Linked DNA regions of Homo sapiens: region 2 is linked to region 1. A link is an interaction called in ENCODE POLR2A ChIA-PET data of the cell type or tissue named here. Cell type or tissue: PC-9. All regions are shown on one strand. Each heading gives the region's core, and the rest is flanking DNA. Links, peaks and the distances in the headings are about the cores only.

The links. ChIA-PET counts read pairs that join two places held together with the same protein. Peaks named below come from ENCODE experiments on the same cell type or tissue, not always from the same donor. Only the 100,000 strongest peaks of a DNase experiment are listed, where the experiment ranks them.
Region 2: POLR2A ChIA-PET joins it to region 1 with 12 read pairs; 13 of 35 experiments call an interaction of 5 or more read pairs at or near these places.

The regions. Positions count from the first base shown.
Region 1 is chr18:21,626,674-21,631,068 of GRCh38, forward strand. It overlaps SNRPD1 (small nuclear ribonucleoprotein D1 polypeptide), which reads left to right. Exons shown (of 4, transcript NM_006938.4): 4 at 2,389-4,395. The coding sequence ends at 2,465. Among named protein-coding and RNA genes, the nearest start is that of SNRPD1, 17 kb to the left of the region's middle. In PC-9, for the core only: no CTCF peak of the experiment used is centred there; no DNase peak of the experiment used is centred there.
Region 2 is chr18:21,684,974-21,689,368 of GRCh38, forward strand. All of the region lies in intron 3 of ABHD3 (abhydrolase domain containing 3, phospholipase), which reads right to left. Among named protein-coding and RNA genes, the nearest start is that of MIR320C1, 3.7 kb to the left of the region's middle. In PC-9, for the core only: no CTCF peak of the experiment used is centred there; no DNase peak of the experiment used is centred there; H3K27ac peaks cover 631 bases.

The DNA of each region.
Region 1 (4,395 bases), core at 310-4,309:
CTACTCGGGAGGCTAAGGCAGGGAATTGCTCGAACCTGGGAGGCAGAGGTTGTAGTGACCCGAGATCGCACTACTGCACTCCAGCCTGGACAACAGAGAGAGACTTGGTCTCAAAAAAAAAAAAAAAATTGTTTTGTTTGTTGTTTGTTTGGTAAGAGACAAGATCTCACTGTGTTGCTCAGGCTGCAGTGAAGTGGCATGATCATAGCTCACTGCAGCCTCAAACCCCTGGCTTCAGGCTGTCTTCTGCGTTGGCCTCCCAAATGTTTGGATTTTTTTTTTTTTTGAATAAACATTTATTTTCTTTCTTTAAAAAAAAAAAAAAGAAGCAGCAGCTGGGCGCGGTGGCTCACGCCTGTAACCCCAGCACTTTGGAAGGCCGAGGCAGGTGGATCACCAGCCTGGCCAACAGAGTAAAACCCCATCTCTACTAAAAATACAAAAAAGTAGCTGGGCGTGGTGGTGGGCGCCTGCAGTCCCAGCTACTCGGGAGGCTGAGGCAGGAGAATCGCTTGAACCCGAGAGGCGGAGATTGCAGTGAGCAGTTGTTTTCTTAATTTATCTTTCTTTTTTACAGATATGCACCACCAAACCTGGCTAATTTTTTATTTTTTATTTTTTTGTAAAGACAGGGTCTCCCTATGTTGTCCAGGATAGTCTTGAACTCTTGGTCTCAAACAATCCTCCTGCTGTGGCCTCCCAAAGTGCTGGGATTATAGGTGTGAGCCACCATCATACCTGGTCCATTTTCTTTTCTTGGGTTTTTTTTTTTTTTTTTTTTTTTGAGACAGAGTCATGCTCTGTTGCCCAGGCTGGAGTGCCATGGCGCGATCTCCACTCATTACAACCTCTGCCTCCCAGGTTCAAGCAGTTCTCCTGCCTCAACCTCCCAAGTAGCTGGGATTACAGGTGCCCAGCCCTTTTGTTGTTGTTGTTGTTGTTGTTTTACAACACCCCTCCAACTCTGTTTTTCCCATTTTCTTTATTTTTTTAAACACTTCATTTTGAAATAATTTTAGACACAAAAAGTTGCAAAAATAGTACAAGGAATTCCCATACACTTTTCACCAAGATTGTCTAAATGTTAAAATGTCATATAACTACAAAAAATTAGAAATTTTACATTGATGTGTCACTACTGTATTATCTAGAGACCTTTCTCACATTTCTCTGATTGTCCCTTTAATGTCCTTTTCCTGGTCCAAGATCCAATCCAGTACAACAGGTTGCATTTACTTGTACGTTTCCTTAGTTTCCTTTAATGCGTATCAGCTGGTTCTCCTCAGTTTTCCTTTTGTGACCTTGATACTTTGTAAGAGTACGGGCCAGTTATTTTGTGAAATGTCCCTTAATTAGCATCTTAAACTTACTATTTATTGCTTAGAATGGTAAGACTAGAATCAGTGTGTACAAATTTCTAATGTGGCCAGGTGCGGTGGCTCACACCTGTAATCCCACCACTTTGGGAGGCTGAGGCTGGAGGATTGCTTTGGCCCAAGAGTTTGAGAGCAGCTTGGGCAACAAAGGGAGACCTCATCTCTACAAAAATTTTAAAAATTAGCCAGACATGATGGTTTGTACCTGTAGTCCCAGCTACTCAGGAGGCTTAGATGGGAGGATCACTTGAGCCCAGGAGTTCAAGGCTGCAGTGAGGTGTAATTACACTCCAGATGGGACTACAGAGTGAGACCCTGTATTTAAAAAACAAAAACAAAAACATTTAGAATGTGACTGACTTCTATGTCAAGATTTTCTAATATTCTTAGCTGTCTGAAGATGAAATAAGTTTATTTGGGTCATGAATTCCCTATCACCATGATACTCAACTAGAGTTAGGATGACCCAGTAGGGATATTACTATTTGGATTAAAGCACTAGATTATGTGTAGGTCAAATGAGTTTTAATTTTCTGAAGAGTTAATAAGATTGTGATTTGATGTAATACATTTAAACTTTCCTGGTTTTGAATTAACTTGCTTGGATTTTATTCAGTTACCAAAACTCTGGCATCAAGGTGATCATGTTTTATTCTGTGATATATATCTTCCCTTTTTTTGTGAGGTTCAAATCATTTTATGGTGAATTTGAGACATGATATAAAGAAAAAGTATTTTTAAATTTGACACATTTCTTAGTAAATAAATTGAAATGAAACAAATAATAATCTCCCTAGGCCTTTAGTTATTGGTTCTGCATGATAATGTGTTGGGGGGTGGAGGGAATCTGAAGTCTAACACATTTAACAGAAGCTAGTTAAACTTTATTTACTGTAGCTACTAATAAAGAGCTATAAACAGGGAAAGGTGTGTGTGTAAATGTTGTTTGTGGTGTCTAGGTAACATTGGTGCAGGAGAGAATTGAACTTGGTTTGTTTTTCTTTTCCTTCAGTTGCAGGAAGAGGCAGAGGAAGAGGAAGAGGAAGAGGACGTGGCCGTGGCAGAGGAAGAGGGGGTCCTAGGCGATAATGTCTCTCAAGATTTCAAAGTCATATGAGATTTGGGATATTTTTTGTACAGGTTGTGTTTGTTTATGTCAGTTTTTAATAAACATAAATGTGGGACAGAGCTGTCTATTTAGTATATCAAAGTTTTAGTAGTTTCCTCCACATTCACGAAATTACCACAGTGAGAGCTAAGCATTTCTACTGGGCAGTTTCATTTTTAGTTGATCAGGTTTTAAGTTTTTGAACTAAAATTTTTCTTTTTCTTTTTATGATGAATAAGGTTAAAATAAAAGCCTTAGACAAATTAAATTTGGCAGAGTTTAATTGAGCAAAGGACAATTCACAAATCAGGTAGCCCCTGAACCATAATAGGCTCAGAGGCTTCAGCCCAGCTGCATAGTTGAAGATTTATGGACAGAAGGAAAGTGATGTATGGAAAATGGAAGTGAGATACAGCAACAGCCGGATTAGTTACAGTTCAGCGTTTGCCTTATTTGAATATGGTTTGAACAGTTCGCTGTCTTTGGTTGGCTGAAACTTAGTGATTGCCACAAGAGTAGGGTACCGTCTGTTTACACGTCCAGTTAGGCTACAGTTCTATGTACTGAGAAACCTTTAAGCTGAACTTGAGATATGTAAAGAGACTTTAGGCTAAACTTAACAATATATATAGGATATATACCCTTCTACTTCACATGCACTGAATATGCATTTTATTGCTTTACTCTTCATTCTGTGGCACCTACCCACAGGGGAAGTAAGAAGTTTGTTTTGGTATTTCGGAAACTAAAGTCCTTATGGGATGGGGTCTAGAATTGATTCTCCTTTCCTGAGTTTTACTCCACGGAGTCTTAGGTACCTGGTAAAAAGTTGTCTTCTAAATTAAGGGTCATTGCTTTGTTGTCTAGCTGCTAATGTCTTACTTTTGTTTCTTTTGCTTTTTAATCAGTTCTTAATAGGATATAGTTTTATGTTTTCCAAGTTATAACTTGGAGTTAATGGTCACTAGATTATCAGTTATGAGCAGTGTTAAAATCTCCTATTAATGTGTAATGTACCTGTCAGTGCCTCCTTTATTAAGGGGTTCTTTGAGAATAAAAGAGAAAAGACCTACTTTATTTGACAGCAAAACTGTTCTAATTGTTAATAAGGACTTTTAAAAATTGTTTTTGATTTGCTAAGCTCAGAAAAAATGTCTCTCAGTGCATCAGTTCTTTGTAAAGCTTACTACGAAGTATTTATATGCTAAGGAAAACAACTGAGGATGTGGGTGGCTTAAATCTGTATTTTCATCATGTATGTGAGTTTTTTTTTTTTTAAGTAAAGAAATTTTCTGCAAAGATCGTTACCTTAAAAAAGTTTAGCCTGGGTGTGGTGGCTCACGCCTGTAATCCCAGCACTTTGGGAGGCCGAGGCAGGTGGATCACGAGGTCAGGAGTTGAAGACCAGCTTGGCCAAGAGGGTGAAACCCCATTTCTACTAAAAATACAAAAGTTAGCCAGGTGCAGTGACAGGCGCCTGTAATCCCAGCTACTCATGAGGCCGAGGCAGGAGAATTGCTTGAACCCAGGAGGCGGAGGTTGCAGTGAGCCGAGATTGTGCCACTGCACTCCAGCCTGGGCGATGGAGTGAGACTACGTCTCAAAAAAAAATCGAGAGAGAGATATATATATGTATTTATATATATATGTATTTATACTAATATATAAATATATACTAATAGATATATTAGTATACATGTAGAATGTACCTGTCATATATATTAGATATATAAATGTATATATTGGTATAAATAAATACTAGATATATATTTTTTTAAGTATCTTACCTCATCAAGTAAATTCAAATGCTTTTTGATTTTTCCACAGTTGATAATTTTTTTTTGTAAGTCATTGAAGTTATATAGTAATTAGCGTTTTTTCCCCCACAAATTATTGGCAGTGGTCACCCAG
Region 2 (4,395 bases), core at 138-4,137, 58 kb after region 1:
TTAGCTATTAGTAATAATGGTAGTTGTAGTGTCGTGCTGGTTTCAAAAGTTATTCAGTATTTAAAATATGTAACTCTCATTTAACTTTCAGGCAGCCACAGGCCCAGATATGTATTTTTACCATCCTTAGACAAAATCTTGATTTGTGTCTACACAGGTTCTCACTGATTTAGTGAGTCTATATTCATAACAATTAAAATTCATTTAGTTTTTGTCTGATTACCTATTCAACCAACCAAGGCCATTTAAGATTCCAAATCTCTTCTTGCAGGGTGCTGCTGAGCACTGTACAGGTTCTAAGCAACAAAGAACCTACTGCTGTATAGAACATACACAACTCTGAGTCTCTTCTCAGGGAGTTTAGATCTCAAGGCACACCAGCTTCATTTAATGTGGTATGCAGGCTATGTTCTTGCAAAGGAATTTTCTTGCAACTGAAAAGCCATATAGAAAATTTTATTAGGCCCAGTTGAAAGAAGAGAAATGTTTAGAAACCTCAGAAATCCTATTTGAGAAAAAGCTAGAAATATTACATTTTATTAACTCACCTAAGATAAATCTTTTTGTTTTTTGAGACCATGGTCTCACTCTGCAACTCAGGCTGGAGTGCGGTGGCGCGGTCACAGTTCACTGCAGCCTCAGCCTCTCATGCTCAGGCAATTCTCCTGCCTCAGCCTGCTGAGTAGCTGGGACCACAGGTGCACACCAACACGGCTCAGCTAATTTTTATTCTTTTTTTTTTGAGACAGAGTCTCGCTCTATCACCCACACTGGAGTGCAGTGACATGATCTCGGCTCAATGCAACCTCCATCTCCCAGATTCAAGTGATTCTCCTGCCTCAGCCTCCTGAGTAGCTGGGATAACAGGCACGTGCCACCACGCCCGGCTAATTTTTGTACTTTTAGTAGAGATGGGGTTTCCCCATGTTAGTCAGATCGTTCTAAAACTCCTAATCTCAAGTGGTCTGTCTGCCTCGGCCTCTCAAAGTGTTGGGATTACAGGCGTGAGCCACCGTGCCCGGCCAGCCTGGCTAATTTTTATAAGTTATTTGTAAAAACAGGATCTCACCATGTTGCCCAGGTTGGTCTCTAACTCCTGGGCTCAAGTGATCCTCCTGCCTTGGCCTCCCAAATGCTGGGATTACAGGCATGAGCCACTGTGCCTGGCCAGAGAAATCTTAAATAAACTGTAAATACATACAGAAAAGTCAGAGTAGTCTCAGTGACTCCTTTATCTTTTCTTGCTAAAAACAATGGCAAGATATCTTGATATAAATAAGATTTCAGTTGGCCATTTGTATTTACTTGCATAAGCACTTAAGTCACACAGGAACCGGTGCTAAAGTTAATTATGATCTTGAAACTTGAAGCTCCCAGTCATTCAGAAAAGAACCACTTTAGAGTACAAACATTAAATAAGGATTAAAATGGCTTCTGGAGCAAGATGTCATCATGTGACTGCCAGTGAGAGAAGGCAAGAACACTAGTGACGGGAAAGAAAAAGATGATCTGCAAACTCATGAAAAAGCAGCCTGTACATCTGGGATTTTCTTCTAAACTGCAGAGTGGGATATTTGCACTTTCCTTCAGGCAACTTTGGAAAGTGGATCATAGTTCTGGTAGCTCTTGCTAGAGGACGAATTGTACTCACCACTCCATAAGGCTTTGATCCTAACAGTGTTCAATCAGTAGCAGTCATCATTGTATACTTAAAGCCTTGGACGTGGGGCAGAGAGATAAGGAAGAATGAGGAAGCAAAGCAGTTACAGAGGACGGCAGAAAGAAGGCTGCCATCCTGCCCTTTCTCCCACTCCAGCTGGGGATGAGCAACCAGCTCTTTTCATTTAACCCCTTTGCTACTCTGACAGTCATCAGGGAACACTGAACTAAAAGGGCTGGCTGTGAAACTACTATTCCTAAGGCATTGAAAAATCTGTTAACCTCTTCTTCTTTTTTTCTTTAGAGATAAGGTCTCACTGTTGCCCAGGCTGGAGTGCAGTGACACAATCACGGCTCACTGCAGCCTCAACCTCCTGGGCTCATGTGATTCTCAGCCTCCCGAGTAGCTGGGACTACAGGGGCATGCCACCATGCCTGGCTAATTTTTAAACTTTTTGTAGAGACGGGGTCTCCCTATGTTGCCCAGGCTGGTCTTGAGCTTGTGAGCTCAAAACAATCCTCTCGTCTTGGCCTCCTGAAGTTCTGGGATTACAGGTATGAGCCACTGTGCCCAGCCTGTTTTTATTTTTTTTTGAGACAGAGTCTTGCTCTGTTGCCCCTGCTGGAGTGCAGTGGCGCAATCTCGGCTCACTGCAAGCTCCGCCTCCTGGGTTCAAGCCATTCTCCTGCCTCAGCCTCCCGAGTAGCTGGGACTACAGGTGCCTACCACCACGCCAGGCTAATTTTTTGTATTTTTTTTAGTAGCGACAGGGTTTCACCGTGTTAGCCAGGACGGTCTCGATTTCCTGACCTCGTGATCCACCTGCCTTGGCCTCCTAAAGTGCTGGGATTACAGGCGTGAGCCACCACACCCAGCCGCCTCTGTTAAACTTCTGTAACAGTTCTCTCCAATTAATTTTTACAGTTACCTCAAACAATTCTAAAGGGCGTGTATATGAGGGAAATTGTTCTGCAAAGCATATTTTTCCTACATATTTGAACTATATAATTTTTTTCCCTCAAAACAAGGAAAACATAAAGAGAAGAAATATCAAATAAAGAACAGATCTGGTAAGAAGAACTTTCTGTGACAAGATAACCCATTAACCAGGGAAACAGGTGGGTGTCCTTTAATGAAGGTTAAATAAAAGGAAGAGACTACCTATAGCACAGAGTTTCTCAATCTTTAGTACTATGGACATTTCAGCCCAAATAATTCTTTGTAGCAGTGCTGTCCTGTGCATTATAGGATACTCAGCAGCATCTCTGGCCTCTACCAACTAGATGCCAGTAGCACATGCCCCAGGCATAACAACCAAAAATGTCTCCAGACATTGCCAAATGTTCCCTGGGGGAAAAACGGCCCCTAGGATGAGAACCACTGTCACAGTGAGATGGACCAGAGAACCTTGAATCTGCTCAGGCTTGAACCCTGGAAGTCAAGGTTGCAGTGCTGTGATCACACCAATGCACTCCGGCCTGGGTGATGGAGAGCCTGTCTCAAAAAACAAAAACAACAAAAAAAGTAGCAGACTCTGAGCTTGGGCACCTAAGAAAAGCAGTGAAACTTCCATGGGTTGTGAGTACCTGTCTAGGCCTAGTTTCCAAATCTGTAATTTTATCAGGCAATCTGAAATATTTCAGTTCTAAGATTCCCCAAATCTTCAAGTCTAACAATAGAAATGATAATCAGCAAAGGGTAGAATGAGAGGAACATTCAGAGATCAGCTAGTCATATGATTGATTTCAGGTAATAATAATAACAACAGATACTGTTTACTAGTGTTTACTATGTGCCAGATCATGTTCTAAGCACTTTACATGAATATTAATATTGGAATAACTCATTTATTCATTCAATAATATTTACTGAACTAAAGATTGAGTTAGAGCCTGTAGTAGAGAAATAAAGTATCAACATAAGGTTCCTGGCCTCAAGGAGGGTACAATCTAGTTAGATTGAAAAGATTTGCACCATATTTTCAGTTGAGTGACTACAACAAAAAACAAGACAGTATAGGATTCAATGTCCAAGGAGTGGTATAGACAATAAAACCCTATGAGGTCAGGATGGGCAAAATTGATTAAGAAAGGCTTCATAAAAGGTAGACAGATCTTATGTTAGGACTTGAAAAACAGTAAAGATTCCAGCAAAAGGCAAGTGTGAGATACATTGTAAAGGGAGTAATCCAAGCAAAGATATAAGGTGAGTATGTATTAAATGTTCTAAGGGACGAAAAATCAATTATCAGTTGAGAAGTGGTTACACGGACAGTAACAATAGAAAATAAGAATGGAAAAACAGGTTAGGACAAAAATAAACATAAGGCTCTGAATTCCAGGTAAAGAAAAGATAAGGAAGTTCTGCCTCTAGTAATGTCCAGGTAGATCCTTTAGGGCCAAACTTTCCATGGAATAATAACTATACATTCTTGAAAAAATATAAAGGCAGTAGAGAACAACAATGACAACAAAAAGCATGCAGAAACTGAATGGGAGTTGACACTAGGAAAATGAAAATCATACTGGGTGAGTTTTCAATTTTTACAGCTTCTCCTTTTTTTACCTGAGGGAAGGCAGTAGTTGGGTATTACTCAATGATAAATAAAAGTTGGATAGAAATGCGCAGTCTCTTGGCTGGGCACAGTGCTCATGCCTGTAATCTCAGCCCTTTGGGAAGCCAAGGTGGGTGGATCACCTGAGGTCAGGAGTTCGAGACCAGCCTGGCCAACGTAG